Regions from separate parts of the Mus musculus genome. Here all the other regions are linked to region 2. The links are chromatin loops, found by intact Hi-C in ENCODE. Cell type or tissue: heart. All regions are shown on one strand. Links, peaks and the distances in the headings refer to the core of each region. The heading gives the core; the rest is flanking DNA. Region 1 has its middle 69 kb from the start of Gm32643. Region 2 holds the start of Nrp1 (neuropilin 1). Region 3 has its middle 52 kb from the start of Gm32590. Region 4 overlaps A930035F09Rik (a long non-coding RNA gene). Region 5 has its middle 160 kb from the start of Mir21c. Region 6 has its middle 220 kb from the start of Gm32590. Region 7 overlaps Nrp1 (neuropilin 1).

Region 1 (4,457 bases), core at 279-4,278, 200 kb before region 2:
GAGCAGGTCAGTCAATAGAGAATATCTTCACACAGGTACACATGTGTGTGCATATGTATGTGGAAGCCATAGGTCAATCTTGAGTGTCACTTCTTAAGAGTCATTGAGCTCAACAATTAAACAAGGATGCTGGCCAGTGAGTTCCATTGAAATCTAGCCCCAGCCCCATTGGGATTACAGGAACACCACCTTGTCTTTTTGTTACTATTGTTTCTTTTTAACGTGGATGCTGTGGATGGAAATCAGGTCCCTATGCTTGTGAAGCAAACACTCTATCAACTGAGCCAGCTCCCTAGACCATTGGGAAGTACTGTAAGCAGGAGGCTGAAGTTCTAGACTAACCCATTGGTATAAGATAAATTAGAATTGGAAACAAAGCACTCAGGAAGTGTGGATGTGGAATGCAGATGTAGATGCTTCTGTATGGATCAGGCGGGGTGTGTACACCGTGTGTGTGTGTGTGTGTGTGTGTGTGTGTGTGTGTGTGTGTGTGTGTGTGTGTGACATGACTTGTAATTCCCAAATTCCCAGAACAGCTCTGAGGAAGGAACAACTATGAATATAACTCACCCTAGGTGACCCTGACTCAAGAAATCCACAACCTTCTAGTTGGACAGGGTCAGAAGGTCATTTCTTTCAACGGGGGAGTCTCTGTTGTGGGAAAGTGCTAGGGCAGCATCTGGGCCTTGACACCCTTAATTCTTCTGGAAGGGAAGAAAGAACAATTGAATGACTTTAATGAGTCTCACAGCAACTTCTGCATCTGGGAATGCACAGAATGCCCAGGAGAGAGGGAGCTACAGGAAGACAGATGGAAAGTGACGGCTGATGGCTTTAATGGGCACGATCTGTCCTTTAAGTTTTGGGAATCTTTTTGCCAGTTGTTTCCCAGGGGTTTTCATTTAAGTTTGAGATTCAGATGTCCCCTTACCCACAGGGTAAAGGACACCATTAACACCAGATGTATATTCTGTATCACATGCCCTGCAAACATGTTCTCAGCTAGCTTTCACAGTGACCTTATAAATAAGGAAAAGACGTGAATGCTCATTTCATAGATGAAGAATCTGATGCTCAGAAAGTGCAAATGGCTACTCTTTATGGGAAGATAAATCAACAGAGGAATTCATTTGCTTTTTTTTTTTTTTTTTTTTTTTTGGTCCTCCTCCCAAGATGACCTTGTCAAGTACAGAAGTCCTATGCTCTCTCCTACAGCATGCATGAAGTCACCTGTTTTGTGAAACTGTTTTCATGGTATTCCACTCTGTACATTTCTAGGCCAGAGACTTATGAGAAACCTGTGGGTTTTCTTTGAAGCACCCTGACTGAATGCTAGGAGCAGTCTTACTTGAGCTCAGAATTTGACAGAATCCCCAAAGTTGCTGACAGAGAACACTGAGATCCACCCCTGCCTTAGCTTTTTTTTTTAATTTCTCTTCAAGAACTGTGTAGACCTGGCTGTGTAAACTCTGGGCTGGCTATTGCACAATGGCTTTGTCCAAACCTTCCAACTGCCTTGCAGAGACTTCTTTTTAAAAAAGAAAAAAAGAAAAAAGAAAAGAAAACCACCAGATACAGTTGGCACTTTTTATGAAAAAACAAACAAAAAGTAGCAATTTCTTCAGGATACATATACTCTCAGAAAAGATAAGAAAAACATTATTGTTCTGACAGGGAAGGAAATGTCTAAGGGAGTGGGTGGAGAGCCACTTACCGCTCCCTTTCCTCTAACCACAGGGGTGTGAAGACCTTCAATGAACCAGGTCTGTGAAAGCCATCCAGCATTCACCCCGTGACTTTCATTCCAGCAGATGGGAATCTACTTAATAATCTCCAAACCTGCCAAGAGTAGAGGTCGCCTCAGCCTCCAGAGCATCTCATTCCAGTGTTTAATAGTCTCTCTGTCAGGAATGGCTCCTGGTGCCCAGTGCAGGGCCCCAGAGGGGCTGCAGTTGTGCTTGCTTCCCCTTGACATGTCCTCAGGAGGGTTAACTCCATTTCCTCAGCTCCTTGAATGTCAAAGACCCCTCCTTTTTTCAAATCAAAACAGACATGTTCTTTCTTGAGCTCATCATTTCGAGACTGAGCCTATGGTGGTCTTGGCTACCAGCTGCAGTGTTATCCTCCCTGCTCTCCCCTGTGCGGGCAGGGCTCAGATAGCCTGGGCTGCCTGGGCTGCAGCTTTTAGACTCCCAGCTCAGACCCAGAAGTAGCTCAGTCAACTCAGCCATGGGACACTTTTGAACTTGTTCCACAAAATAATCCTAGGAAATATTTCTTAGTTTCATGCATTTCTGGGAAATTCAATAAAAGCAGAGTCTGGAACATCTATTTTCTACTCCATGTTATGGTTTGATTTCTAAAGGTAAAAGATGGTAATGTGGGCTGGGAGTTAGCTCAGTGGCAGAATGCCTGAAGACTTACCATGAGCAATGGAGCTTTGTTCCTATCATCACCTATATACAAGCTGGATGTGGTGATGCCTGTGTAAGTAATCCCAGCACTGGGGAGATGGTAGCAGGAGGATCAATGAAGTTTATTGGTCACACATAATTGGTGCTACCAATTAGCCTAATTGGTAAGTCTTATAGATCTCAGTGAGAATCCCTGTCTCAAAAAAACAATGTAGATGGCTCCTGAGAAAAGATGGCTCTTGAGGAATGGCACCTGAAGTTGACCTCCTTGTGCACCCTACTCCCACTGCTCCTGCACACACAAAACAGTTGTGTCACAATTTGCATAAAATTAAAAATTACTACTGGCACCATGCCTTATGGAGGTAATGTTAACAAAACAGCTGTAATTAGTTACCATGAAATATTAACGTTTCATAAACAGCAGGTCCCATACCTGGAGTGATGAATAATTGGATAGGAGGAAAGAAAGTGGATAGCCTATTTCAGTAGAACATCCCTTGCTCCTTCTCTTCTCTTCTCTTCTCTTCTCTTCTCTTCTCTTCTCTTCTCTTCTCTTCTCTTCTCTTCTCTTCTCTCTTCTCTTCTATTTTCTCTTCTTCTCTTCTCTTCTCTTCTCTTCTCTTCTCTTCTCTTTTCTCTTCTCTTCTCTTTTCTCTTCTCTTCTATTTTCTCTTCTCTTCTCTTCTCTTCTCTTCTCTTCTCTTCTCTTCTCTTCTCTTCTCTTCTCTTCTCTTCTCTTCCTCCCTCCCTCCCTCCCTCCCTCCCTCCCTCCCTCCCTCCCTCCCTCCCTTAATCTCCCCATCTCTCTCTGTGGTGTGTGTGTATGTGTGTGCATGTGTTGTGAATGTGAATGCATACTTGTATATGGAGTTCAGAAGTTGGCACTGGGTATCTTCCTCAGCCGTTCTCTACCCTCATTTTTGAGGCAAGGTCTCAATTGGACCTGGAGTTCATCAATTTGGCTAGCCAGAATGGCTTGTCATTGAGGTCCAGGAGTCCCCCTATCATCCTGCCCTCTCTGGCTACCAGGGTTGGGGTTACAAATGTGTAGGACTGTGATTGCTTTTGCTTGGGTTCTGGGGATAAAACACAGGTCTTTATGCTTTGATTGCAGGTACTTTATCAACTTAGCCATTCTTTCCAGCCCTTTTTTATTGTCTTTTCTAATTCATGATTATCATCTCACCTCAGTAATTGTCTGACATGTGCTTAGCTATTCTGGCCATGGCTGGGTCCTTTACACCGTTTCCTGAACACATTGGGTGTTCTGAGCTCTGCTGGCTGTTCAGGTTCTGCATGACAGAAATTGTCAGCGTTTACTCCTCCCCCGAGAAATATAAATTACTATGGTGCTGTGTAGAGCCTACACTGAGCATCTTGTCAGTGATGACTGTGGGACTGGATACCCCTACTTTAGGAAGAAATCAGTGAGAGCATTGTAGATTTTTCAAGCATATTAAATAAAGGAAATTCCAGCTTGCCATGTGAAATCCTTCTGCAGAGAGAAGGAAGGGGCCCCACACTGCTGACTTACCCTGATAAGCAGCTTGAAAATTCAGAAGGAAAAGAAATGAAGAAGGATCATGACATAAAGACCCAGTGTGGTCAGCAGCTCTCAGATGGCAGTTTCCCCGTTCCTTAGACACTTGACTCCAAGGCACAACAGGCTGTTAGGGGCACCTGTTGTTTTAAAAAGTAAATATTAGCTTTCAGAACAGCGCATCCTGGAATAGAAAACTCAGTTTTTATTCTAATTAGTTTCTATACATGAGGTTGGAGGTTGCATGCAGTGTGAGGCTTATCATTGCAATGCACAAATGCATGAAAATGAAAGAGATTGAAGAGCTCGGGCTGTGGCTGTTGCTTACCTGGATGAGTGCTCCCCTGGCATTCTTAAAGCCCCACAGCCAGCATAACTCAGCAACACAGTCCAGGCTTCTGATCCCTGTCTGGGAATCCATGGTTTCATTTTGTTTGCAGTCTAGGGATGGAATCTAGGACCTTATTTGCAAACACTGGGTGAAGGCTCTACCACTCAGC
Region 2 (4,457 bases), core at 196-4,195:
TTACTTAACAGTGAGTGGTTTTAAAAGCCAACTGGAAGCTGCAACAGGGTTACGAATTCTCAGACACGCTGGTACCTCACACTGAATAGATCCAAAGCCTTTATTGACAGTGCGACTTTCATTCATACTTCAGACTGATCACAGACGGTTTACAAAGGCAGCGGAGAGTTCCAGCGCCAAGACTGACCGCTATCTCTCTGTGTCGCCCACCAGAGGAAACCGAGCAGGGGTGTTTTGAGGAGAACCAGGAAGTCCTCCCGGTGAAGTGTTCATTAACTCTCAGCAGCCATCAGATTTTTGAAAGGGAGTCTCATTTAATTGCCTCTGGGAGGAAACATTATTAAGATAATTGGTGTGCTGATCTGGGAAGGTAGGCAGCTCTGTCTCGAAACAGAGGCAGGAGAAGCCAGCAACCAACTGGAGCAGGGGGCCGAGGGTTTGTGGTCCTCCTGCCCCAGACGCCCTGACTTCTCCGTTCCTTGCGCAGGCAAGTTTCCTGCGCCCGGCAGCCGTGCGCGCGTCCCGTGGCTGGGGCTGGAAGTCCCGTGGCTGGGGCTGGAACCCCTTCGCCCGAGGGGACTCGGCAGCCCCGGGCACTCTGGTTGCTCCCGTCTCCGGCTGTCACTTACCGCTGCGGAAAGCGCCCGCCAGGGCGAGGGCAAGGGCGAGCGTGGCGCACAGCAACGGCAGCCCCCTCTCCATCCTCCTTCGCCAAGCCAGTCCCCAGGCAGCCGCAGGAGAACACGATTGCGCGGACGAAAAACCAGCAAACGATAATCTTAACAATCCGAAACGCTCTTAAGTCCGCCTAAGAACCAGAAAATCCTCAGCGGGTCTTGGCGGGGAAGGCTAGCGGCGAGGCAATGCCTGAATTCGCGAGAAGCGCTTTTCTTTTTGTGTCTCAAGTCGCCTGCATCCTGTCATTTAGCTCCGATTTCCTCTCCCTTTTCCCACACTTGTTCCTCTTCCAGGAGCCACTGCCCGGGCCATGTCTCAGGAAGAAGAAGAAGGAGGAAAAAAAAGAGGGGAGGAGTTGCGAGGAGGAGGGGAGAGGGCGGGCGACACACCAAAGCCAATTTCTAGAGGGAAAGAAAAAAAAAATCCCGCTTGATTCTGGACGGGTTGGAGCCGAGGAGCTGGCGCCCAGAGGAGGTCCGGGTTGTCTGCGGGAAGGAGAGAGAGCAATGAAAAGATGAGCGGGAGAGCAAGGACTTTCTCCACTGGCACCCGCCTCTCTCTCCGACCTCCCCCTCCCTCCCAGAGCCCTTCCCTCCCTTCCTCCCGCCCCCTCCCCGCACAGCTCTGCCAGTGATTGCCTGGCTGGAGATTCAGAGACACAAGTTTCTCTCCGCGTGCTTTCCCGGTTGGTCCTCTGGGCTCCCCCCTCCACCCCACCTCCGGGTACCCTGCTGTGCTCTCCGCGGGAAGAAGGTCACTAGGGAGCAGGTTGTCTGCGCCCAGAGCGCAAGGTCACGTATGTGTGTCAGAAGGGGCAGTACAAGTGGTACCAGCCCCAGTGGCAGGCTAGTCTACCTTGACGAGATCTCTGCACCCCAGAACTGAACTAGGCTGCTCGTGTAGGCGAGGATCCTGGAGTCAAGGAGTTCCGAGAGACCGGGGTTAGCTGCTACTTCACGGAACTCCTAATCCCTAGGTACCGGCGCCCCCGGAGGCGTGGATCGCGCTGTCAGTCCCCGCTTTCACTTCCTGGGTGTCAGCCTGAGGTTTGGGGCAGGAAGCAGTCGGGCGCTCCAGGACGCTCCGAGTAGGACTTAGACTAAAAGAAGAACGCCTTGGTTGTTCTGCGAGACACGCTGTTGATCTTAGAGAACTGTGACCCAGTCTGCCACGTAAAGCATAGGCAGACTTTCTTAGAGCACGGACCCTGGCTGCAGCGGAACAAGGTCTCCTCGCCGTGCATAAAGGCGAGGATGGGTACCTGATACCCCCATCCCCACCCCTGACGCTTCAGGCTGCATTGTTCCCCGAGATTTGGTCCCCTCTTCTTTGGGGTTACATGAGCTCGGAGGATGGATGGTGGCGCGCCTTTCAGCTAGGGGGCAGCCGCCAACAGTCGCAGACCAGCCACGTAGAACTCCAAGAATCTGAATCAGGGGTCGAGGGACCCATTTCTGTGCACACCGAGGGAAGGATAAGACTGGCAACGACCCCTTGTGAGGGTGACAGGATGATCTTTGCAAGGGTCTCCTAGTGCCAGGTTTAGATTACAGGCAATTGTGTCTACTGATCCTCCAGCCTCATACGCCACCCACTTACGAGGTGCGTCCCTGGTGTCTGCCCAGTGCCTCCCCTCCCCCATGTAGTCCGGTTCCATCCTCGAGGGCTTTCCGAGAACTGCAGCAGGTGGCTTTGGTTTATGAATAGCAAGGACACCCAGGGACATAAACTGGTTGAGGCTTCTGATCAAGTACATATACCGGGCTCAATGACCTCCGAAGGAGCTGGTGGGTAAGGTGAAAAGGTCATACGCCTTCTGGGAAGTGGCATTTATAGACATACTGCCACCACAGAGACTGACTCCTACCTGGTACAAGGGGTTGCAAAGATTTGGGAATGCTGGCAAGGAGACTCTGGTCAAAGGTTTTGGCTGAAAAACTAGGGTCATTCAGGGAGAAAGATCGCTCAGGACACTGGTGCCCTAGGCCAGGACTCTGCGTTGGATGTCTGGGCTGGGCGCTGAATTGAGGCTTGTCCGTTGTGCGGATCTCCCTCCTGGGCTCCCGCGCAGGACCCACTGGCTCCAGAGTCCAGCCTTCTTTCCGGCCCTGGTTACCAGCCCCGCCTCCAACGCAGCCTCTCCCTCCCTGCCCCACCGCAGCGCCAACCCTGCGTGCAGAGAGCCAGCCCCGGAGCGCCCCCGGTTAGTCGCCCCTAGCTTCCTCTTTGGTTCTCCGACCCTTTGGAACTCCGGGTGGGTTGGTTGGGCGTGCCAGAAGGCCGGGAGTCAAACGCCTGAGTCGAGCGGAAGGGGCAGTCGTGAGGCCGTTGGCCCTCTGCAGGCAAGGTCTAGGCGATAGCCGCGCCCAGGGTAAAGCTAGGGGAACGAGAGTGGCGGCGGCGGGGGGGGGGGGGGGGGGGGGGCGGCAGCCCTGGCGATGTGCCACACGGAGCGCGTGTCCCCGCCTCCCTGCGCCAGGCATCGGGCGCATCCTTGCCAATTCCAACTATGTTGGGCAAGCCTTAGATTCAGGGTGACCCCGCGCCACCCTAGTCCTGGAGTCCAACGGACAGGCGCCTCGCCGGACTTGGCGAGTCGACATAAGAGGGAAACCAGGCCAAAATTGTGGAGATCCAGATCCTTGTCTCTTTCCGAAGAGGAACCCCTTTGCCTGGCTAGCCCAGGCGAAGCTGAAGCCTGTATTTAACCAATCTGCCCTGGGTCGGGTGAGATAAGGGGCACACTTAGGACACTTGAGTGATCAACTGGTGCGCCCTGGAAGGGACAGTTCCCCATACCCAGAAACAAGAAGCTTGGGGAACCAGTGAAAGACTCCTAGTTTTCTGGCTCAGCCCCTAAGTTCTCTTGATAGCTTTTCTCGGTTGTAAGGCATGCCCTGTGTGTACTTTAGGGGAAACATACTTAAAGCTATTGTTTCTCATTTTCCAGAACTGAGGCTTTCCTAGACACTTTTTCTTTTCCACAGTGGGTCTGAGAAATGGAGCCAAGCCACTCTAATAAATAATTGCCAGCTAGTGCGTAGGTATACTGCTAACCGTTCTGGTTAACAACCTTTTCCTGTGCCATAGGATCCCATCAAGAGAGACAGGCCATTTTAGATACCTGTACTTCTCCACCCAGGGAAACAGAGTGGCTTTATAGGAGAGCAAGTGTGAGACAGAGGAAGAATTTGGCAGTATTCCTAGTTTGATTTTATTTTGGTCTCGTGCACATATCCCTCTTCTTGATATCACAGATCTGCCTAGGAGACAGGGTCTGCTTCTACCTTCGGGTGATTTATCTATCTGCTGCCCTAACCGTGCTGGATAGAGGCTGTCCATGGTCAGTTCCACCTCAGGGGCTGCTGAGGTTGGGGCCTGTTTGAGCACAGCCAGTATGAACTAGCTGGGTGGAAAAACCTTGCTCCTTTCACCAAGCCACATCACTTTGCTAGAAATAAGAGAGTCATTGCTCCCAGAAGGCCTTTGGACCACCTAGTTCTCAAGGGTACAATATGGGGATCCCAGTGTAGCTCAAAACCACATCAAGTGCAGTCAAGATTATGCATTGTGTTGTTTTTAAAGTCAAACCTATGGCAATAAAGAAACAAAGAATTCTTAGGAGCTAACCAACATCTAACATGGAAGAAGAGAAACTGCAGTTTACACATTTGGTGGTATGGGGCCCCGATCCCAGCACTCTGGAACAGGAGGCATGAGGATCAGGGTTTCAAGGTCAGAGTGAGTTCAAGGTCAGTCTGTGCTACCTGAGACACTGC
Region 3 (4,457 bases), core at 199-4,198, 600 kb after region 2:
CAATGAACACAGATCAGATCACTGCTGTATAAATGACATTTTAGCACCTCAGAAACTTCTTGGGATTTTCGTGCCACAGGTGAATGTGGCCTACCATTGTCATCTCTTTAATTAAGATGGCAACCTTATTTAATGGGTTCTATGGGCAATTAAATTTCTAAGACCCTACATAAAGAGACCAAGTAGCCAGTTCCACTGAGGAACAGCCTGCATGAGGAACCGCTCTGCCACTGAGGCAGATGAAAATGTTTGTTTTTGGAAATGAGAGTACATGGGCTGAGGAGTTGATTCAGTTAATAAAATACTTGCCATATAAGTATAATGGGCTGAGTTTCACCCCAAGAATCTACATAAAGAATAAAATATGATGATGCATATCAGAAATTCCAGAGACAGGGAAGTAAAGGCAGGAAGATGCTTGGGCTAGCTAGCCAACCTAGAGAGAAAGATAGAGAAAGAGAGAGAGAGAAAGAGAGAAGGGGAGAAAGAGAGAGGGAGAGAAGGAAGGAGAAGAAAAAAGGAAGAAAGAAGAAAGAAAGAGAGAAGGAGAGAAGGAATGAAAAGAAAGAAATGAAGGAAGGAAGAGAAAGAAAGAAAGAAAGAAAGAAAGAAAGAAAGAAAGAAAGAAAGAAAGAAAGGAAGGAAGAGAGAAAGGAAGAAAGAGAGAGAGAAAGAGGAAGAAAGAGGGAAGGAGAAGAAAGAAAGAAAAGAAAGACAGAAGAAAGAGGGAGAGGGAGAGAGAGAGAGAGATCTCCTGAGGAATGCCAACAAATGTAGTCCTCTGGATACCACTTACCCCCCTACCCCCACCCACACAAACAAGAGTATACTTTACTGAGCTCCTAACCAGTCTTGAAGATGTCCTTGGCACTGGGTTGTCACATGGGCCACAGCCTTTTCCCATGAGCACCATCTCCAGCGAGCACCATTCTTCGACAAGAACCCTACTGAGGTTCTTGACTTGCTTATCTATAGCCATGCCTCAAAGTTTTAGAATCATGGTTGCTTGTATCTGACTAGCACTCTGTAAATGTTTATGAAGTCATGCTGCTGTAACTGCTAGTCACAGTTGACCGTGCTGAACAAGCAGTCCAATCATTTTAAGAATGTCTATCTTTGGGGAGAAATCATATTTCCAATTGATGCTGGTGAGATTTTCTTAACTACAAGAGCAAAACCTACTGGTCACACAAACATGTTAAATTCAGAGTAGCATGAGTGAAGGGAAACAGTGAGAAGAACCTTCCCACCCTTCTGATGGGGACACCCCAAGTCTCTCTGTGCTGCTGGCTTCCTACCCATACAGTTGGCATTACAGTGATGACTACTTTCAGTCTTTTTAATATAATGTACCAGCTTTTCCACACTTGCCTGTGAGTATTCTCAAAGAACACGTTTCTAGTAGCCACAGTGTTGGGTTATATCAATGTTTTAGGATTTAGTAATTTAATTACTTTCTTTCAGGGGCATTTTGGTTGTTTTTGTGTTTTTCCATAGAATGAATAAGGTTTCTGTGAATATTCCAAGGTATGAACATTAACAACTAACCCAGTTATGTCTACATGTGAGATTCTAGAAACAGAATGGCTCTCCAAAGCTGAAAGTCAAGATGACTTCAAAGATTTGAAGTCGTGTGCAGCACAGAGTAGGGCTTCACCTTCACCACTTTGGGAGAGAAGCAGGGATGGTCTCTCAGATTCAAAGCATAGTCTTGGAAACCTGACCTGGTTAACATGAAGAGCCCAGATGCCCACACATCCAAAACCAAAGGTGGAACAAGTAAGCCTGAGAATTTTGCTGACTCAGCAAAAATGTATTCATTCTCCTTTACTATTAATGCCTTAAAAATGTGTGTGCATGCATGAATATGTGTAGTGTGTGTAGTGTGTGTGTGTGTGTGTGAGAGAGAGAGAGAGAGAGAGAGAGAGAGAAAGAAAGTCTCTGTGTGTGTGTTTGTGTGTGTGTGTTCTTTCAAGTGAGTAGAGGGCAAAAGTGGGCATCAGAAGTCTTTTGTCTGTCTCCACCTTATCTTTTGAGTCTGAGTTGTTGTGTTGCTGCTGAGGGCCATGTCTGGGTCCATGGCTATGTAGCAGCAGGGGTCAGTGTCTATTACACGGGGAACATGAGGATGTCCGTAGTCTGGGCAGCCGGCCAGGGACCATGTGGATGTCCAGAGGCTGTGTAGAGCTGGCCTCACCCCCTACTGACTGTGGCTCTCTGGAGAGTTGACCTCACATCTCATCAGCTGCAGTAGGCCCTGAGCCTCATCAGGGCAGCACAGTGGAACTGGCTCTGGTAGCGGGGGTGAGGGTGAGCTGGCCCTGCCACTCCTCAGCCATAAGGTGGCATGGGCACTGAGGTGATGCCTTCTTCCTTGTTACCTGGGGCAGTCAAGAGAGCTGACCACAGGGTTCTGAGAGTGGAAGAGCTATTCCTGACTCTCACTAGCTGTCACATTAGCCTGGGTGACATGGTGGAGCTGGTCTTAATGGCTAATGTGTGGATGAGCCCACCCTGAGTGGGTGAGAGCAGGAGAGCTGGCCTGCGGGAAGCGGATGCAGCCACATGGACCAAGATGTTTACTGCCTTGCCCGAGCATGCACAGTGAGGCTGCATGTGTGGGCTGCCTGCCAGGCTGGATTGTTCCTCGTGATCCGGACCTGTCAGCCTATCCGTGACTTACCTGAGCTTGTGCCTGGAGCATGTGTGAATTCTGATTGGATGAGGTGGGGTGGAGCTAGAAGGAGGTCAGTCAGCACGATATAGTGTTTTAGCCCTTGCCCTAAGTAGAAGCTAGCTGTAGTAAGAGAAGCTGTTGTAAGGGGAGTTTTGTAAGAAAAGCTGCAAGAAGGAGAACAAGTAATGAAGCTGTTTCGTGAACCTGACTTGGTGTCTGTGTCATTCCTGTCGCCACGGGAACGAAGGACCTGTAGCACTGGCCCAAACCTGCACTTAGGAGAGTGGGCCCTGTGCCTTGCCTGGATTGCACAGTGGAGCTGGCTGTGGATGTGTGGGAGTGGGTAAGTCCTGCCTCAAGAGCATGAGAGCCTGGCGAGCTAGCCCTGCCTCCTGCCTATGGGAGCAGTGCTAGAGAGCTCACCCTGGTGGTGCAAGTAAGGGTGAGTTAGCAGGCTAACCAGCTGAGCTACCACCCAGGTCCAGATTTAGGGCTTTGAGATGGCTCACCCCAAAATCGACATCATTTGTGAACTCTTGGGGCACATGAAAGGGCCAGTCCTGCCAATCCAAAGCTGCAGGATCTCCATGACACAGGACAGCAACAGGATAACCAGGAGAAGTTCCTGTGAGGATCCCTGTGACCCTGTGATGGTGTCACAGAGACCTCGAACCAGACCAATGAACTCACTGCCATGAACATTTGCAAATGAAGATGTGTGAACAGAGGGGTATACTGTGGGACACACTGTGACACACTACAGCTTCCTCCATTGGAGGTTTTCTATGCCCTGTTTTATTTCATTTATTTTTGTTTGCTTGTGTGCTTTTATTTTCTGGGATTTGCAAGGGCAGAGGACAGATAACAGGGGACAGGTAGATGAGTAGGACTGGGTTGCACGATATAAAACTCACAAAGAATCAATAAAATATTGAGGGTGGGAGTGGGTTTGCTTATGAAATCCAGCCCTTACTGACTGGCTAGAACTAACTGACCCATAAGTTCTATGGGTCTCCTTTCACAATACCCTCCTTCCACAGTGCTAGTCATAGAGACATGCAATCATGGGCAACCTTTATGTGCCTCCTGGGCATCCAGATTCAGGGCTTCCTGATTGCACAGCATTCACTGTACTGAATTACCCATAACCCCAGACACTCAGAACTGCTTCTATTCACTTTAAGACACATCCAGTCTCCCTTACAAATAGATGTGAACTAATGTGTTAGAATTTAATCATGGTAAGGAGAGAAACGTTTATGGGACTTCTAGAAAGGCTTCCTCTAAGCAGAGGAGGTCATAAGATATCCTTTATATCTCTGTCCCGTTCTAGTTTTCAGAAAGTAAATATAATAGCTGGGACTCCAGCAGTCATTGCAGGGTCTAAAAGTGAAGTCAAACTCTAAATATGCTGAAGAAGCAAAGCAAAACTTGAACATTGTTGACACCAGGGAAAATTATATTGCCCTGAGACTAACATGCCCTTCAATATTGATAGAATAAACACTAGGAGTTAAGTCAGCATTGGTTTGAGCTTTCTCTCGTAGGCAGCCAAGTCAAGTCTTAATTGATGGAAATGTTCCTCCTGTATAGCCATTGTGAGGATAATGTGGCTTATTAACATACGTGGCATATAGCATGCACTCAGAAGGTAAGGTCCTAGCTTACAAATTGGCATCTAGTTTTTATGCCCACCGTGTGCTGACTTCTGAGAACCTTTCCTCTCTTGATTTTCCTCTAATGTGAATTCACAACAACCCTGTCCTCTGACTCCAGTTGT
Region 4 (4,457 bases), core at 216-4,215, 90 kb after region 2:
AGGTGATATATTTTATAACAGATGCTATTAGAGTTTTAAGTCTGATTTTCTTGCTTCCATTAGCTAATATAACTGGTCAAAGATTCTTAGGGGAAGGTCAGAAATAATCTTGAAGCTCACTACAAGATATAGCAGCTAATAGAGATGCAGAGGGGCATCCAACAAGGTTGAGAACCCCTTGATGGCTGGATGGGAAGAGGGATGGATGAAAATGATTGATGGTTCTCAAATATAGATAAAGAGGAGGTGTATGGGTTTTCTTGTTGTTGTGACCAAGCACACTGCAAAAACAACCTTAGGGAGAAAGGATTGGCTCACAGTTGAAGACTGCAGTCCACATGGAGGGGAAGGCATGGTACCTCCAGACCCACAGTGGCAAAACTATAACTCCTGAAGGTTCAACAACCTGCCAAAAGAGTGCCACTACTTGGGGGACTTTTCATATTCAAGCCACAATGTGTTTAACATGAATTCAACACGATCCAGTAGTACAAGACTGAAAGAAATAAAATAAAATGGAGATGAGCTAAAAGGGAAACTCACTGGAAAACAGGGAATGAGGCAAAGAAGCTCGTTGTACACCAAAGACAGTCTAAGACTGTGTGAGCACTGGGTCCAGTTCATATTCAAGAAAGAGAATCTCACAGCCCCCAGGCCCCACCTAGTTTCCCTCCGTCTTCTCCAGACACCGTGTCCACAACAGTACAGGCAAAGGTGTCTCCTCCATAGTCAGCTTCTGCATACTCCCTTTCCACCACACAGAGAAATAAAATGTATGTCTAATTGGCTTTCTAATAACGCTAATTAGCTCAGGCCTTTGTGATCCATAAAGAACAGAGGGTGCTTCCATCTTCCTATCACACTGCTGGGGCTGCTGGGGCTGCTGGGGCTGCTGGGGCTGCTGGGGCTGCTGGGGCTGCTGGGGCTGCTGGGGCTGCTGGGGCTGAGCCTCACGCTGCTCCTTGCTGTCTTAGAAGAGACTTTGAAACTGCTTCAGTGAAAAATCTCTATTTTGCTACTGCATATTCAAACCCAAGGTGTTAAGCAGTGAAAGCGGTTATGACAGAGTTCTAAGGGATGTTCTAGAAGGAAGGGCTATATTAAAACAGGAAGCAGTCTCTAGAATAGCATGGAGTTGTAATAATTGGACAGCATTGGCCATTTCTACCCATCTTTGTACTGTCCAGCTCTGGGAGGAACCAAAGAGAAAGTCTGCTTTTGTCTGTATCTGAAATGTCTCTGGGCCCATGGATTGAAGGTTAGATCACCCCTTGAGAGGTGGTCAGAAATGAAGATGAGAAAAGTAGTAGGAAGTCTTCTAGCTGTTAGGGGTGCACCCTTTAAGGAAAATATAGGGCCTCTGCCCTTTATCTTGTTCATTTCCTGGCCACACAGGGAGCTGATCTGCTCTTGGTACTTTCCAAGCTACAGCTCTGAAGCAACAAGACAAAGTGATCAGGCACAGAAGCCAACAAAACCGGGCCATACATGAACATGGCAAGCACCTGAGATAGTAAGAGAAAGCCCTTCTACAGTGCCACAAAGGGGCCAATGAGTTTTCGAACAGAGGAAACAGGGACTTCTGTGGAACCCAGCAGGCTTTTCCACCAGAAACATTACTGCAAACACCATATTGAAGAGACTCGGGTGCAAGGACGAGGACTCAAAGAGTCCAGTGTCACGTACTTACAGTAGGCACCAAGCCAGCTCCCTCACTTAACTTTAGACAAATCACTCCCTGGTCCTCAAGTCCTGCCATTAAATAAACAGAATGGCGCTTTACAGTTTGTATGAATACTCCCTGTGAAGCAGCCGAGACAGGTTTCCTCTGCTCCTGCCTTTACCTGGGCTAGGAAATGGCCCATGTTATCCCCACAGTAGTTTCTGTAACACAGTATTTCCTTAAAGCTATTCTAGGGCTGCCCACTTCCCATTTCCTGTCTAAGGTCAGGAAGTGTTCTTAAAGAAATAGCAGTGATCACATCTTGTGACATGCTTGTTGTGATTCAAAATAACCAGTGTTTAGAAACCATGTATTTACGACTTAGCAACAAAATAAGTCTTTGTTGTATATAAATAAACAGTTCTGGAAGAGGATATGGTACAGTTTGTATGAGTGTGTGTGTGTGTGTGTGTGTGTTAACCTATAATTCCAATATGCTACAATGCAGAGAATCTCTGAATTGTAAGGAAGAACTGACATAGAGCTGTGGTATTGGGGCCAGCCACTCATATCAGGGGCAGCATGGAGTTTAAGAAAAGAATGATGAGCTAAAAAATAAAAGATAGGCATATTATGAAATACTAATTTTATTTAAAAGGAAGGTCCTATACATATTGTGAGATGATTGAGAAGTGAGAAACCAATCTGGGAATCTAAAAGAAAAACAATCCCCCATGGATAGAACACATCTGGGGCTGGGAACATGAGAAACTGAGAAAATAAGACATTTTTGTTACTAAAATCTTAGGTTCCCAGGAGTGAAGAGATAAGCGGGAGAGCTGGTGGTGGGGAGGTAAGGTTCTCCACAGTTCCAGCAGGAAATTACTTTAGGCTAAACTAGAGACACTGCGGGAAGTGAGAAAGAAAACGCTCTGTTTGTGGGATTGCTGTTCAGGAAGTGGAGTGGGGAGCCCCTTGGGAATGAACAGGGACTGAGGAGGAAGTGTAATAATGGATGATTGCTGCTCCTGAGCCTGGGAAGAGGGGAGGTGCTACTGACAGCTGAGAAGGGATCAGAGGAAACAAACAGGGTTCACATTTAGGTTGTTTGTTTGATAGATGTTTGGACTGTTTATGTGACAATAAATAATCAAAAGCGAAGCTTTGAGGGATGGCACTTCTAGGAAGCAAGAGGCTGAGGGGATAGCTGCCAGTTGACTCTGACTGCTCCATCAGCTCTGAAGAAATGCCTTCAGTGTGTCCCCCACATCGGGTCTTCTGCATATGTCCAGGCTGATCAGAGCTTTTGGATGATTCGTGAAGCTTGGGGCATCTGTTGATTCTAACGTCATGGAATGAGGGGAGGGGCTGGGAGTGTGGGTCAGTAGATAGAGTGTATGCAGGAAGCCCTGGGGTTCCACCCCCAGCACCCCACCAATCCCCTAGCATGGTGGTGAACAACACCTGTGGTCCCAACCCTCAGAAGGGGGAGGTATGATGATCACCAGCTGAGTCACTGTTGGTTACATGCTGAGTTCTAGGCCACCTGGGGTACATCAGACTCCATCTAAATTTTGGTTTTTGAAAGAATGAATCTTTGTGATTTTGGAGATGAGGAGGGAAGAGAAGTGCTGCGGAGAAGTGAAGAACAGATGCCAGAATCTCCACAGTAGAGGAAACACAGCTGTATGAAAATAGCTATTCTGTCTGTCAGAGTGGACAAGAGTGACTTTGAAAGTACAGAGGGAGTACCAAGTGTACAGCAGTCTCAGGTGAGGAGAGTAAGTAAATACGTGCCATAGCCAGACACTGGGAGCTTCTGGGGACACACAGCCAAGGTCTGCAGTGAGGTCAGAAGGGGCCACCCACACTTTCCCAGGGAAACAAAAGCAGCTAAAGCCAGAAGCACACTTGAAGCATCCACACAGAGGGAAGCTGTTGACTAGGGCTGCTGATCCAGCACTATAGCTAAGAGGTCTGGGCTGAGCTCTGAAAGGCAATCTAGCCATGAATGCAGTGGACAGATGTATTTTAGAGGTTCACAAAACTAGCGCTAAGGCTGTATGCAAAGCTTTTGTGAGTCAAAGCAATAAACCTGTGGGGTGGGGGTGGGGGATTATTGCCCAGTTTGTAAAGCAGCTCACCTTACAAGCCTGAAGAGACCCACATACAAAGCTGATGATCATGGTGGCACATGCTTATGTAATATCAGCGGTTGGGAGGTAGAGACAAATGGGTAGCTGTGGCTCACTGTCCAGTAATCTACCCTACTTGGTGAGTTTTGGGTCAGTAATAAACCTGTCTCAAAAAACTGAGGTAGACATTGTCTATGGAATAGCATCTGAGGTTGATCTCAGGCACCACACACACACACACACACACATTGAGAGAGAGAGAGAGAGAGAGAGAGAGAGAGAGAGAGAGAGAAATGGAGGGAAACTTGAAGGAGATTGTCTATATGTATCAATTTCTCAAACATCTTTCACTCTACTTTGAAGCTTTTATAATTACTTAAATTTTCCATTCCTCTATAATGAAAAAAAAAAAAACCCTTTACTTTAAAATCTTCGAGAGAGCCAGATAACCTTGAAAATTAAGTAAAATGAAAGTGTAAGCCCTCTTAATGCACAAATATTTAAGAAGTTAATCCCTTAAAAAATCTTTTTAATTCAGTTCCACGAGAGGTGGGGCAGACCAGGAAGTAAGACTTTTAGGTGTTATAATCTCAAAATACTAAGACCCAGTGCAGTCTGATGTTGAACACCCCCCCCCTCCCCGTCCTCCACCATAGTTA
Region 5 (4,457 bases), core at 226-4,225, 240 kb after region 2:
ATACATTTACCCTTGTTGGGGGAGATGTTCAGGTTTTAAAATTTGATTCATCCCCTGGTCTAGGGCTCGATGTTAACCTGAGGTGGGATCGGTTGGTGTGATTTTTCCATGGAGTGATCCTGGGTGGCAAAAGTTGGATTTTTCTTCATACATAAACACATCGGCTGCTCAGGGCACATGCTTCATGATCAGGACTCTGAGCAAGGACCCAGCTCTCTCCCCCAGTTACTTTGTCAGCTGTTTCATAATGGGTTGTCATCTCTCTGCTATTACTTGTCCTTGATGGGCAGTGGGCTTTTAAAATCAGATTTGCTTCCAAACAACTGAAGGTAAAGTGGAATGACCATGTGAAGGGTTAATATGGATTGCTAACAGGAGAGGTTTTGTGATTTCAGATGACCTTTTTAACTTTCTTAGTCTTGAAGTAGAGGAACAGACAGGGGATACAAAGTAGCAATCCAAGAGCCCTTGTGGTAACCAGGGCAATTGCTTTCCTTCCTCCTTTCCTGGCTTTTATTTAATGGATTCTCTCAATACCAAGGTGTCCTAAAGCTCTTCCTTAAGTTAGAAGTGGGAAAGATGCCAGGAAGGGCCCATAGGATGTGCCCTGATTTCAGAGACTCCAGGGACCAAAAGAAACAAAAATTCAACTTTAGGAATAAACGGGAACTTTATATAGATTCCTTAAGAGATTTCAAATACTATCAACACTGCCAATGGCAGAAGAGACAAGAACTACTAAGGCAGAGTTCTACGCACCTGGGAGTTTGGAAGGAACATTTAGAGGATCAAGCCCCTGTCAGAGAGTATGTGAAGCATTCCTGGCACAACCAGGTTATCTGTCATCTTGACAGCTAGACAAAGAAGTCATTTTTGTTCTTTTAAAGAACAAACAGCATTGGGGCTGGGTGTGGTGGCCTGTGACTTTAGTCCTAGGACTCTGAGGCAGAGGCAAGCAGTTATCTGTGAGTTTCAGGCTGCTTCCTTCTATATAGTGAGTTCCAGCCCAGCTAGGGATACAGAGTAAGATCTTATCTCAGAGGCAAAACAAAACAAAAACTAAACCAAGACAATTATCATTTGAAGTTTATACATTGGGGAAAAAGAAGAAAGAAAAAAAACCAACCCACTGGGCCTTGAGGTAGATGAACATATTTCTTTCAACAAAGTTGTCAGGCTATGATGAGGGGTCTTAGTCAGGGTTTCTATTCCTGCACAAAACATCATGACCAAGAAGCAAGTTGGGGAGGAAAGGTTTTATTAAGCTTATACTTCCACACTGTTGTTTGTTCATCACCATAGGAAGTCAGGACAGGACTTCACACAGGGTGAGAACCTGGAGGCAAGAGCTGATACAGAGGCTGTGGAGGGGTGCAGCTTACTGGCTTGCTTCCTCTGGCGTGCTCAGCCTGCTTTATATCTTTTTTTTTAATTTTTTTATTAGATATTTTCTTCATTTACATTTCAAATGCTATCCCAAAAGTCCCCTATACCCTCTCCCCATGCTGCTCCCCTACCCACCCACTCCCACTTCTTGGCCCTGTCGTTCCCCTGTACTGGGGCATATAAAGTTTTCAGCCTGCTTTCTTATAGAACCCAGGACCACCAGCCCAGGAGTGGCACCACCCACAAAGGGCTGGGCCCTCCCTGCCTTGATCACTAATTGAGAAAATGCTATACAGCTGGATATCATGGAGGCATTTCCTCAAGGGAGGCTCCTTTCTCTGTGATAACTCCAGCTTGGGTCAAGTTGACATGGGGCTAGAGATGGCACCATAGATGGTGAAGATCAGAATGTTTTCAAGGATGGATAGGAGATTGAGACCTCTGCTCTGTGTTTCCAGGGCCCTATATATCGTATAGGAAATACAAGGTATATATAGTTTAAGGAGAAGATCACTAAATACGAGCTAAGTGAGACTGTAGAGCAGACTTAGTCATTAAAGTGCTTACCATACAAGCATGAGGACCTGGGTTCAAACCCCCTAGAACTCTTGTAAAAATAAACAAACAAAAAACAGACATAAGGTACACAGCTGTAACCCCAATGCTGAGTAGGTGAACACAGTAGGATCCCTGGGTCAGCCAGCTCAGCTTACTTGGTGATGTCTAGGCCTTGTCTAGAAAAATAGAGGCAACAGCCAAAGTTGACAATCACATACACACACAAACACATAGAACAGGTCACCCATACACAGACATGACCCACCCCCTCCACAGACACTCATAAAAAGAATTTTTTTCAATTAGCTAAGCATTTCCAGTCATCTTCACTCTGAGTCTTGACAAAGCAACATAGGGAAGGACATACTGACCTTGCTGGCTGGAACCTTTGGCTCCAGTCAGATTGGTGAGGCTGCTGAAGGCTGTCAGTGAACACCCTGCAATCAGGACTTGGCACAGAGGCTGTGAGTATGAGATTTGTCTCTGACCCTCTGTGAGCCAGTGCCAGATATTAATGAGTCATCTCCTGGGTCCATGCTCAGTATCTGTGGTGAGCATTCCTAGCATTCAACTTTGGTTTCATTCCAGTTATTTCAGACAAGTCCCACTTTGCATGATAGATGTACTCTTTGCTTTCATGAGCTTCAGGTGCGTGGGAAGGAAACCACAGCAAAGAAATCCAGCAGGAAGTTCCTTTCAGAAAGATCCATGTACCACCTTGGATGATGGCTTCTGAAAGCCTGAATCCCTAAGTGTTCTGAGTTCATCCGCTTACTGTTTGCCAAGTCGCTGAAGGGCAGTAACTTGGCAGGTGTTATTTTACAAGTGTAGTTTTACATTTGGCTGTCTCTAGATGAATGAGTCTTTAATTTTCACTGGGCAAGGTCATCATCAGAAAGGTGGATTCTGCATCTGACACTGCTCATTTGGGAAACAACACTGAGAAATGTGCAGTTTCCCTCCTCCTGCAGAGTGTTCTTGCTTGGAGGCAGATCAGGAAGGGAACCGGTTGATTTAGCTATTTGGGTAAAGATACTGCCCATCATTTAAGGGAAATGAGTAAAAGACAAATGTGTAGCCATAAATAGAATGCCTTGACCTGCATAGCTTAGGGATTGATCCTGCTTGGGGCTACAAGGGACTGAAGGAAGGTTAGACACGGACCTATATAGAGAAACTCTGGGATTGGGTGTGCCATGCAACTGATGGGGATGTACCAGTAATCCAGAAACTCAGTCCAATTACCAGAGCTAAAAGGCAGGTTTACTGCATGCAGCAGGGAAGGGGAGAAATGTAGCTAATCTCAGTAAGAGGTCTCTTAGGGGGGCAGTTCCAAGTTACAGTCACTTGGGAGGAGAAAGCTGTAGTTGATAGTTTCTGCGTTCACTGGTTTTAGATAAAAATCAGTCATTCATAACATCTAAATTGGGACAAGAGGAAAACGTTGTTATTCCCTCTGATCCTGACCCAGGGAAGGAAGGCCTTACTAGTCCCATGGGTCTGAGACACTGGGTTCTTGACATGGCCATGCTCATGTTAGCAAAACACATTTATTTACTCAGGACTTCATTGGCTCCCAACATTAGAAACTTTTATAGTTTTTTTTTAACCTTCTGGGTCTACGAATAGATTGAGAAAGAAAGGCATTCTAAATGCCATTAAACTATTTAATATAATTATACACATAATGCTATATATTAATATGTAAATAGATGTACTTATATATGTAGACACACTGTATATATGTATATATATATATATATATATATATGCATACATATATATGGAGAGAGAGAGAATGCAATCCAAAATGGTCTTGAACTCAAAATAATCATTTCTCATCTCCACAAATGCTAGAATTATGGGTGTGTACCACTACATTCAACTACTTACAATATTTATTAATTTTAAAGTAATAGCATTTATTGAACACTTATGAATTTGTCATACTAGGTGTATTTCAAAGAAGGCCTGCTTTATTACCTCTGTTTTGTGTGTACATGTGTGCTGGTGCATAAGTATGTGTGCACATCTGTGTGTGTCTGTGTGTGTATGTGTGTGTATGTGTGTATATCTGTGTATGTTTGTGTTTGTCTGTGTGTGTCTGTGTGTGTTTGTATATGTGTGTGTATCTGTGTGTTAAGGCTAGAAAACAAACTCACATGTCTTTCCTTAGATGCCATCTACCTTTACTGTTGAGACCATCTCATACTGGGATCTGGAGCTTGCTAACAAGGAAAGGTTGTTTGGTGGGTGAGTCCCAGAGATCCCTCTGTTTCCAGATTCCCAGTCTTGTGAATATAATTGTACACTCCACATTCAACATTTTACGTGGGTTTGGAAGACCAATCTCCAGTCTTCAGGCATACAAGACAATCACTTTGCCAATTGAGCTCTCCTTGCCTCTGTACCCCCCCTCTCCACCCCCTCCCCCATCCATGTTGCTTCCGTTTTACAGATAATGAAAGTTAAAGCTATGGGATGGAAAGTGGAAGCTGTGAAACTACCTGACC
Region 6 (4,457 bases), core at 130-4,129, 330 kb after region 2:
TAAATCTCAAAGTGACTGAGAGCAGCCAATTTAGCATGCATGCCTTGTTTCCATACTGCTGTATTGCTTATGCAATCAGCAAAGGAATATAATTCAGGACAGACACGATTGTTTCTTCAAATATTCTTAGCCTAGCTTGATTGGTTCCACAGAAGGGAACACAAGTCTATGAAGGGCAGGCTGGACTCACAGTGATATGGAATAGCGGCCATTTACTGAGAAATTATCAGATCAGGATTATGTGAGTAAGATGCCAGGTACTGTGAATATATTTTGAAGTAGATTTTTTTAAAATTCAAAATAAGATAAGGTAACCTTGACCAAATAAAATTAATATCCTATACCATTCATTCATTCATTTATTTAATTCAGTTTTTGAGATAGGCTGTCACTGTGTAGCCCAGGCTAACTTGGAACTTATTTTTGAAAACTCATTTTGATGTGTATGTATATATGTATGCATGCATCATGTGTGTATGTATATATGTATGTATGTATGTATGTATGTGTATATCTGTGTTTGTATATACCCAAGTAAATGTGTCTGTGTACCTGTGTGTGCACATATGTAAAGGCCAGAGGTCAACATCAGGTAAAGTTCTTAAGTACTCTTTATTGTTTAATTTTTATCTTATGTGTATGTGTGTGTGTGTGTCTTCAAGTCTGTACATGAAACACATGATGTGTATAGGGATCCTTAGAGACCAGTATTGAGTATCAGATCCCATGGAACTGGTGTTATAGATGGTTGTGAGCCATCTGATGTGAGTGCAAGTAATAGCAGGTTCTCCGCAAGAGCAGCAAGCTCTCTTGACAGCAGAGACATTGCTTCAGCTCTTTGACCATCTATCTATCTATCTATCTATCTATCTATCTATCTATCTATCTATCTATTTCTTTATCTATGCATCATCTAAACCTAGAGCTTTCCAATTGGCTAGACCAGACATTTTCCTTCCTTAGTGAGACCTCTCTGGAAATATCCTCACAGACAAAGAGGAGCCCCAAGGACCCTCCTGTCCCAGTCCTGGGATTATGATAATGCTGGCCTCTGCCCTTATATCTTCCTCTTCCTCCTTTCCATCGCCTCCTATTCCTCTTCCTCCTGCTCCTTTTATTTTTATTTAATGTGGACACAAGGTTCTCATGCTTTCATAACACTCATTTTATCTCCTCAGCTCTGGCCTTAAACCCTTGGTCTTTCTCTGCATCACTGTGAAAATTGTCCCTGGATTATAAAACAATACCAAAGATCTCTTTTTCCTTCTGAGTGTGGACGGCCATAGGTCCTTCTGTACAGCAAGGGTCACAGTCTTCTAGATATAAGTCATTTTGGGTGCCTGGGCTGTGCATGAGGCAATGTCTTCCCTCCGTCCCCAAAGGTCTATGTGTGCAACCCTGTTGGAGAACTTTCACAAACATTTAACCCTGACCTTTACAGATCCACATTAAACAAACTGCTGTGCCCAGCCTTCTTTCTTGCTATTGTTGCCAGAGTCTGAGGTTTCCTCTGGAATCTAATGGAGTCTCACTCATTTCCTGTCCGGGGAGCTTTGGCATCCAGGGTGCAGACCCCTGGAGGCTGTAGAAGCTCTCAGCCCAGGGTCTGCTCTTCTTCTGGGTCTTTTACCCTATGTCAAGATCTCAGGCCCCTCCTGCCCAGTGACCCGAGTCACAAGAACCAATGTCTCTGGTTGGTGGCCATCTGGCCCTGTACCAGCCCTATGGATGGTTTGGCTTCCATTCCTCTCCAGTCCCCACACCCCTCCCTTCTCTGTGGCCCAGGAGGAAACATTTAGCTCCCAGCTGCTTGCAGCCTGGACTGGCTCTTCCAGCCCCTGCTCCGTGTTCTGGGTTCACTTGGAATGGCTCTGCTTTCCATTCCCAGGCCCTGTCCATGTGTTCTGTTTAAGACGGTGGCCCGCTGCCACGTTCTCTTTTGCTACATTTGAAATTATTTTAATTTGAAGTTGATGCAGTGCAGCTAATTCATTTCATTCTGCCAGCCACACAGTGTTCTCTCTCTCTCTCTCTCTCTCTCTCTCTCTCTCTCTCTCTGTGTGTGTGTGTGTGTGTGTGTATGTGTGTGTATCTCTGTGTGTTTATGTCTCTCTGTGTGTGTCTGTGTGTTGAAAGGAAAATTCCTTTCACATGGCCTTTGTCCCCAGAAATCTGAATATCTCTTTGTCTTGGCACTTCTCCCAGTAACACCATTTCATGCCCTTTTCTTTTGGCCTATTCTTAGGATATCAGGGTGGGGGCAGGGGAGTCTGGGTCTCTTATAATTCTGTTTCTCACATTGGCTACAAGAAGAAGGACCAGCCGCCCCCCCCCCCGCCCCCCCCCCCTGCCTTGGGCAGTCCATCCAGTCTTCCCTGGTAAGCACTCAGCTTTCCTTAGTCCCTTCTTCTGCTCCTTTTAGCCACTTTCCCCTAACTATAGGCAGCTGAGATCCCTGGAGAGCAAGCATCTCACCTTCAGGGTCAGCTCTTTGCAATGTGAGGTAGGGGGATAGAATTAGTTAACTCAGCAAGCATGCTGGCTTATGGGTATTCGTCATTCTGCATCATAGTCATTTTAGACACTAACCCTATCATTTTAATGTTTTGTTATTAAAAACTGTAATATTTTAACCCAGGAGAGTTAGTTATTTGAGAACTTTTATCCAAGATACTAGGGAAGGTCTGAGGCGACAGTAAAGTGCTTGCTCTGCAGACAGAAGTTGAGTTCAATCCATAGCAGCCAAATGTGAATAAAAAGCTGGATATGGTAGTGTGTGCTTGTGATCCCAGCACTAGAGAGAGACAAGAAGATCCTTCACACTCTTAGGCCAGTCAGTCTAGTCTAATCAGCAATTCTCACAAAGATTGTCTCAAAAAAAAAGCAAGGCATACAATACAGCACCCGAGGGGTCTTCTGGATCCTCCAAATCTGTCTGCTTCCATCCTGCCATGTGCACACACAAATATGAATGCACATAAAAGTTAGTAGGAAAACTTTTTTTTTTGGTCCTTTCCTTTGTCAGGGCAGCTTGCCTTTACATTTCTCTCACGCATGATGCCACCAGACCCAAGCAACAGTTCCTATGAGCTTGACCCTGATCCTGTCTCCTGGGTAGAATGTATTCTTGCTCTGTTGACCACAGACCCTTTTCTGGTAACACTGATGCTCATCTGAACAGTCTGGAAGATCAAATGAAAACTTAACTGTGGCTGTGGCTTTAATTTCTGAGATAGGGGCTCGAGCACACATTTCTTCCTTGTTCTTTGATTTTAACTGAGGTTTCCCTGAATCTTTGCTCTGGGTAGGGAGAAGCAGCAGAGGGAGCATGAAGGGCTGGGATTCCTTTCTGTGTTGTTTTTATGGATGACCCATTAGCTAACTTTTTTCCCTGACTCGTCCTTAGCTACAGAGTCCTCAAGGTCTCCCATGGTGTTCCCAGTAATTTCCTGGGAATCTCAAACAAGACTGTTGACTTTGTTTATGGTAAAGATGTCCTGATGTTCCAGCTAGGGGTCCTCATCAGGGTTCCTTCTCTCTGCTAAAGAATTCTGTTAAAAAAATTAAAAGGCAATAAAAATCTTGAGCACAACAGGTTACAGCCAGGGATATCATGAACACAGCAAACAGGAACACACAGAATCAGCAGCTGAAGAGAGGGTTTCATCAAGAGTGAGAAAACACACGCATGCAGCAGACACACACAGCACACGTGCGTGCACGAGTACACACACACAGACACACACACAGATACAAACACACACACACACACACACACACACAGAGAGAGAGAGAGAGAGAGAGAGAGAGAGAGAGAGAGAGAGAGAGAGGAGACTGCAAGAAGTAAAGGGGGACACAGGAAGCCAAAGCCCAGCTTCTCTCCTTGAGAACTGGGAGTTTTTTAAAGTCTCTAAAGAGTTTTCTTCCCTAATTTAGGGTTGGTCAGTTTAAAGAAGGACAGGATGGTTGATTAGCCCACAAGAGTTCTGTAAACACGTCCAGACCTGACCTTTAACTTGCTAATCCAACCCACCATCTGTGGAACAAGTAGACAAAAAACTGGGTAGGTTGAGCAGATTAAGAAACCCTGGTAGTTCTCATAATTGAGAATGGTAGGCATTCGAATTTGCTTCCAACCGCAACACCCAACATAAGGACTAGTCATGTAGCATAGAGCCTAGAGTTCTCCGTGCTAATGAGATACCTAGATAACCCACCCAAGAGTTTAGCCAAATAGCTTCCCTTTTCGGACATTCCTTCCTACAAAAGATATTTAATCTCTGGCCCACCCTGAGTAAGCTGTATGCACCATTTTCATCATGAATAAACAGTTTAGACAATCAAGACCTGTCTTTCTCATTTAGAATTGCCGGGGGTGGGGGGGGGGAGCCTTTGTTACTGCCTAAGTCTCCCACAGAAGATCCCTCGGACACTCAGCCCTGAACTAAGCTGGATTC
Region 7 (4,457 bases), core at 114-4,113, 79 kb before region 2:
ACACACACACACGAATGCACACTGAACTGAACACCTGTACTCTCCTAATTTGGCTAAGACTATATTTTACAGGCACCATTCCACATTTGGGAAACCTAGTGAGCTATTTCTGTCAGTTCTCTAGTTACAGATTTATAAAGTATCATTTTATTGTAATTTCAGCAATTTGCTAATGATCTGAATGAGTTAATGCACCCCCTAGAGTGTTTGGTGTATAAACACAGAGTGTTTACAGTCAGAATAACCCTGCTGTATACACATTCTGGATTAGTCAATTTGGCAGATGGAAGAGATCATGAAGAAAGCATTACAGATTGTAAACCCAAAAGATGCTGGCAATTTCTAGAAACTTGAAAATGATTTCAAATGAGGTACCTGTTCCATACTTAGCACTGAGAACAAAGGATCGGTCCAGAAAGCACAAAGGGAAAGAAAACACTGTCTAAAATTTGTTAACATAAATAGCTGTCTACATCTTTATGATAAATCACGTCACTTTCTAACTTTCAATTTGAAGAATACTCTCAAGGTTGCAAAGCAAGGACTTCCAATCCATCTCTTGGAACTGGATAAGCAAGCACCTTTTCCTACCTAAAAGATGATTAAAATGTATATTAATGTTGATTGAAGGATGAAACATTTATTTCGTTTGGTCCTTGAAAGAAGTCCAACTGGTTTTGTCTTCTCTTAAAAGACAATTCAATGCTTGTGTGTATATGGTGTGTGTGCAGAAGTCAGAGATGAAGCATGAGTCTGTCTACCTTGTTTTTTTGAGACAGAATTTCTCACTTTCCTGGAGTTCTCCAAATGGGCTAGACAGGGATAGCAGCAAGCCCCAGGGGTCCTCCTATTTCCTCCTCACCAGTGCTGAGATTGCAGACAACTTCCATTATAGAAGGCTTTTTAACATAGGATCAGGGGGCAACTCAAGGCCTCATGCTTGCACAGCTATCTGCCCAGTCCTTGTCCCATGCTTCAGGTTCCCTCAGATTCCAATGCCAGCAAGTTATAACTGACTACTGTTTTCCTAGAGGTTTGTTCAGGTGTGAATAATCCACACTAGGGCTAACTTACGAAACAAACAGAATGTGGCTATGAAGCCAACTGCTTTCTGCTCCTTTGGAGCCATAAATAGGGTGTTACAAAATTTCTTTTCCTACAAAAGACAATGCTTTCCTATTTAGAGAAGAATGAAGTTTCAGAATAAGCTGGCTTATCAAATAATTCTTTTTCTGAAATCACTGGGGGTTGGGGGTGGCAGTGGTCATAATCGATTATTCCCTGCTGCCATTTTTATTTATCTGGGATCAGCAGAGTTCATTTCCCACCCAGTCTTGTGTCTCTTGCTGTAGCTTTGCTTTTTTTTTTTTTTTTTTTTTTAATCTCCTGGCATTTTAATCAGGGAAAGTCACAGTTGTTTTGAGGAAAATGCTCCCAAGAGCTTTAATTAAAGCTGGAAGGATAAATCTGTTTACAGTGTGGGGAACACCATCATTAATAAAACATTGGAATAATTAACAAATTAAATTCTGCTTTGTGTGTGAATGGCTATAGTTAGTATCTATGAGACCATGTTTCTTGAACAAATGCAACATGATATGTACTTTTGTGGAAGAAAAGAAAAACACAGCTTGTGTTTCTCTGAGATTCTTAGTGCTATGGCTGGAGGTGCTTCAGTGACTAAATGACACATCACTGTTTTGTAAGGAAAGGACTTCATTTCCATAAGTCTAAGGTTAGACTTTAATGATGTATACAAAAATAAGGATTTTATTTGTACCACGGATACAGTGAAAAAGAAAGATTATGGTTAATAAGTACCTTAGAATACAGACCATAGAATGGAGTATTCTGGGGGAACAGTGTTATAGTGTGCTCAACTGTGTTCACTGACAAGAGTTTTTTTTTTGTGAAGTGGCCTTGAGCAGGGTGTGGCCATTGGAGAACCTTCCAGTCGGGACTTCCCTACATGTTCCGTCTTACCAGGCGGCTCCTTCTCTTGTTTTGAAGCTTCCTGCAGACAACAGATCTCACAGGAAGTGCCAGTGTGGACGTTCATATCCATGGCTAACGATGCATTGTTGTTTTTTTTTTTAAATGTTACTTGGTAATTTCCTAGAGAAAACAATGGGAACCGAAGGCTGTTCCTGTCTTTAAGGAAAGCCAGTTTCCAATGTTGCTTTATTAACTTAACACATGCAAGTATTTGTTCTAGTTGTTGCTACAGCAACGTGTTTTGTGGGGGCATATTTCATGCAAAATGGGATAAAGCTGAAAATCAAGACAAATGTCATCTGCATAATCATGTGCATAAAAATAGAAGTGTACGTGTGTACTGCTGTACGTGCTATGCTGCGTGATTAGCAGCGCCTGCCTCGGCCCTTCATCTGCTGAATTACACTGTACTTGTTGGTTAATTTATAAAACATCTATCTGATGAAAACAACCAGCCAAACACTTCCAAGAAGCTTCAGAAAAGCTGGAAGCACATGAAATTATTCATAATTAGGTGAGGGGTGGATGATAACTGCTCCTGCTGTGAACACAGACATAAGTGTGTAAATGAGCTGTGAGGGCCAAGGGAAAAGGAAGACCATTTTACCTCAATGTGAGGGAGAAGCTCAGCTTTCATGATGGTCACCTTTCATAGCCACTGAGGGGCAAAGTCTCTACACATAGCCAACAGGAGCATCTTCACTGAGAGAGGAGAGGAGGACAGAGTCTGGTGCTCATGAGAGTGACCGGGTATGTGAAACAGAATGAATGACAAAGTCACCACACTTGGTGACGTTAAGAAGCAGGTCACTCTGGAAGCTCTGCATGCTTTGCTCCCAAGTTCAGGGTCCCACCTTGACTACTTGCTGATTTTCCTCAGCCTCAGTGTCTCTGCTTTTAGAATGAAGGAGTTTCAGTTCTTTCCAGGATTATGGGATTGGATCAAATCTGTGCTGTGTTGGAATTGGGGATGAAGCTAATTGAAAGGGTGGAAGCCTTGAGTTTCCATCTCCAGCACCACATAAAGCCAGGTGTTTTGATCCATATCTGTAATTCCAGCACTCGGGATGGGGCAGCAAGCGGTTCAGAAATTCAAGGGCATTCTCAAGTATGTAGGGAGTTGAAGGGCATCTTGATCTATGTGAGAGTCTACCTCAAAAAGAATAGTGTCCAAAAGCTGTTAAGTGGCCAGGTCACTTCAGAGGCAAGCAACAATGGGAAGGAGATTATGACAGATGCCACTCTTATTAGTACATTCACTGAATATAGTATGTCCCTTTCCCTATGGAGAGGTAGGCTAAACGTGGCTGTGTGGCAAAGCTATAGCACTGAGACATGAACTGCTTTTACAGGAACTTCAACAGCTTCAGTAATTGTCCTTCCTCTTCTGCCTTTCAGATAACAGCCACCCCTTGTTCAGCCCGGTATGTAAAGGTCTGACCCCCTGCACTCAGGCAGTCCAGTGGTGGAAGAATATAAATAGAAACAATCCTGGGGAGTGTTATTTCCATGTTTCTCCTGGCTCCACTATCCCACAAGAGAAAGGTTTGGAGAGCATTCTTAAGATCCCATCCCATTGATAAGTGCTTTGGGAATGCCCATTTTGTCTCTGTATTTCTGCCAATGAAGAACTGTTTCACGCAGAAGAAGTGCGACTATGGCAGTTTCAGAACCCCTGCAGGACCACAGGGTCTCTGTTATTGAGTAATGTCTATGTTACCCAGAATAGAAGTGCATTACCATGCAGACATGCTTAGCACTGCAAAAATGCAAGCTTCCTTCAGAGCTGTGTCTGTCACTCAAAGGGAGCTGCTTTGGATTTGGAGACATGGAAAGACAAGCTACCGTGAGCAAATTAACTTCACCTCTGGCTTCATCTAGCACAGGCTTCAGCCATCCCGAGTGAGACCTCATCTTTTCCCACCCTCTCCACATGGCTCAGTGTTATCATTCAGAGGTTAGCATGAGTTCACTTTCCTGTAATGGGCTCTTTCACTTAAGTGTATGTTAAACTAATATTGATCTTTGCAAAGTAAAACAGAATACTATATTTGTGCTCAAATGACTGAAACTTCAACAGACATGAAGAGAGGATAAACCATCTCACTTTCTTCTTGCATGGAGACTCTTCTCCCTGGGAGTTAGTCACTTTTATATATCAGGCAATAAATGAAAGACAGGCTCTGCCTACTCTTCCACCAATTGATTGGCATATAAGCAAAATTTTCACATAAGACTCCATGAAACCAAGCACAGGGCCTTGGGTAGTGGTGTGATGGTTACTCATGATTGCCAGTGTGATAGGATTTAGAATCACAAAGGAAACAAAACTTTGGACATGTCTTTGAGGGATTTTATAGATTAGGTTGAGGTGAGAAGACACACCCTAAAAGTGGACCCCATGGTGTGAGGTCCTGAACTGCATAAAAAAGAGAAAGTGAGCTGAGTACCAGCATTTATAT

Evidence for each region. A loop is a pair of places that touch in the nucleus more often than their neighbours do. Peaks named below come from ENCODE experiments on the same cell type or tissue, not always from the same donor. Only the 100,000 strongest peaks of a DNase experiment are listed, where the experiment ranks them.
Region 1: a loop joins it to region 2, with 4 times the contacts of the local background. A loop is called at or near these places in 3 of 42 quality-filtered maps.
Region 3: a loop joins it to region 2, with 2.9 times the contacts of the local background. A loop is called at or near these places in 2 of 42 quality-filtered maps.
Region 4: it touches region 2 in a loop (4-fold over the local background); 10 of 42 quality-filtered maps call a loop at or near these places.
Region 5: it touches region 2 in a loop (8-fold over the local background); 5 of 42 quality-filtered maps call a loop at or near these places.
Region 6: a loop joins it to region 2, with 5 times the contacts of the local background. A loop is called at or near these places in 10 of 42 quality-filtered maps.
Region 7: a loop joins it to region 2, with 6 times the contacts of the local background. A loop is called at or near these places in 5 of 42 quality-filtered maps.

The regions. Positions count from the first base shown.
Region 1 is chr8:128,560,181-128,564,637 of GRCm38, reverse strand. No RefSeq gene overlaps it. Among named protein-coding and RNA genes, the nearest start is that of Gm32643, 69 kb to the right of the region's middle. In heart, for the core only: no CTCF peak of the experiment used is centred there; DNase peaks (open chromatin) are centred at 677 and 1,797.
Region 2 is chr8:128,355,805-128,360,261 of GRCm38, reverse strand. Nrp1 (neuropilin 1) reads right to left here and starts at 1,189. Exons shown (of 17, transcript NM_008737.2): 1 at 630-1,189. The coding sequence starts at 702. A930035F09Rik (a long non-coding RNA gene) reads left to right here and starts at 2,025. Exons shown (of 3, transcript XR_879381.3): 1 at 2,025-2,881. Mir1903 (microRNA 1903) reads right to left here and starts at 1,021; the gene lies at 942-1,021. In heart, for the core only: CTCF peaks have their summits at 676, 2,048 and 2,962; DNase peaks (open chromatin) are centred at 1,061, 2,061, 2,351, 2,901 and 1 weaker place; H3K4me3 peaks cover 3,833 bases; H3K27ac peaks cover 4,000 bases.
Region 3 is chr8:127,751,713-127,756,169 of GRCm38, reverse strand. No RefSeq gene overlaps it. Among named protein-coding and RNA genes, the nearest start is that of Gm32590, 52 kb to the left of the region's middle. In heart, for the core only: no CTCF peak of the experiment used is centred there; a DNase peak (open chromatin) is centred at 2,169; H3K27ac peaks cover 416 bases.
Region 4 is chr8:128,265,656-128,270,112 of GRCm38, reverse strand. All of the region lies in intron 1 of A930035F09Rik (a long non-coding RNA gene), which reads left to right. Among named protein-coding and RNA genes, the nearest start is that of Mir21c, 10 kb to the left of the region's middle. In heart, for the core only: no CTCF peak of the experiment used is centred there; a DNase peak (open chromatin) is centred at 2,632; H3K27ac peaks cover 3,149 bases.
Region 5 is chr8:128,111,334-128,115,790 of GRCm38, reverse strand. No RefSeq gene overlaps it. Among named protein-coding and RNA genes, the nearest start is that of Mir21c, 160 kb to the left of the region's middle. In heart, for the core only: no CTCF peak of the experiment used is centred there; a DNase peak (open chromatin) is centred at 2,400; H3K27ac peaks cover 1,953 bases.
Region 6 is chr8:128,022,767-128,027,223 of GRCm38, reverse strand. No RefSeq gene overlaps it. Among named protein-coding and RNA genes, the nearest start is that of Gm32590, 220 kb to the right of the region's middle. In heart, for the core only: no CTCF peak of the experiment used is centred there; a DNase peak (open chromatin) is centred at 1,813; H3K27ac peaks cover 1,920 bases.
Region 7 is chr8:128,435,211-128,439,667 of GRCm38, reverse strand. All of the region lies in intron 6 of Nrp1 (neuropilin 1), which reads right to left. Among named protein-coding and RNA genes, the nearest start is that of Gm32643, 56 kb to the left of the region's middle. In heart, for the core only: no CTCF peak of the experiment used is centred there; DNase peaks (open chromatin) are centred at 2,007 and 3,717.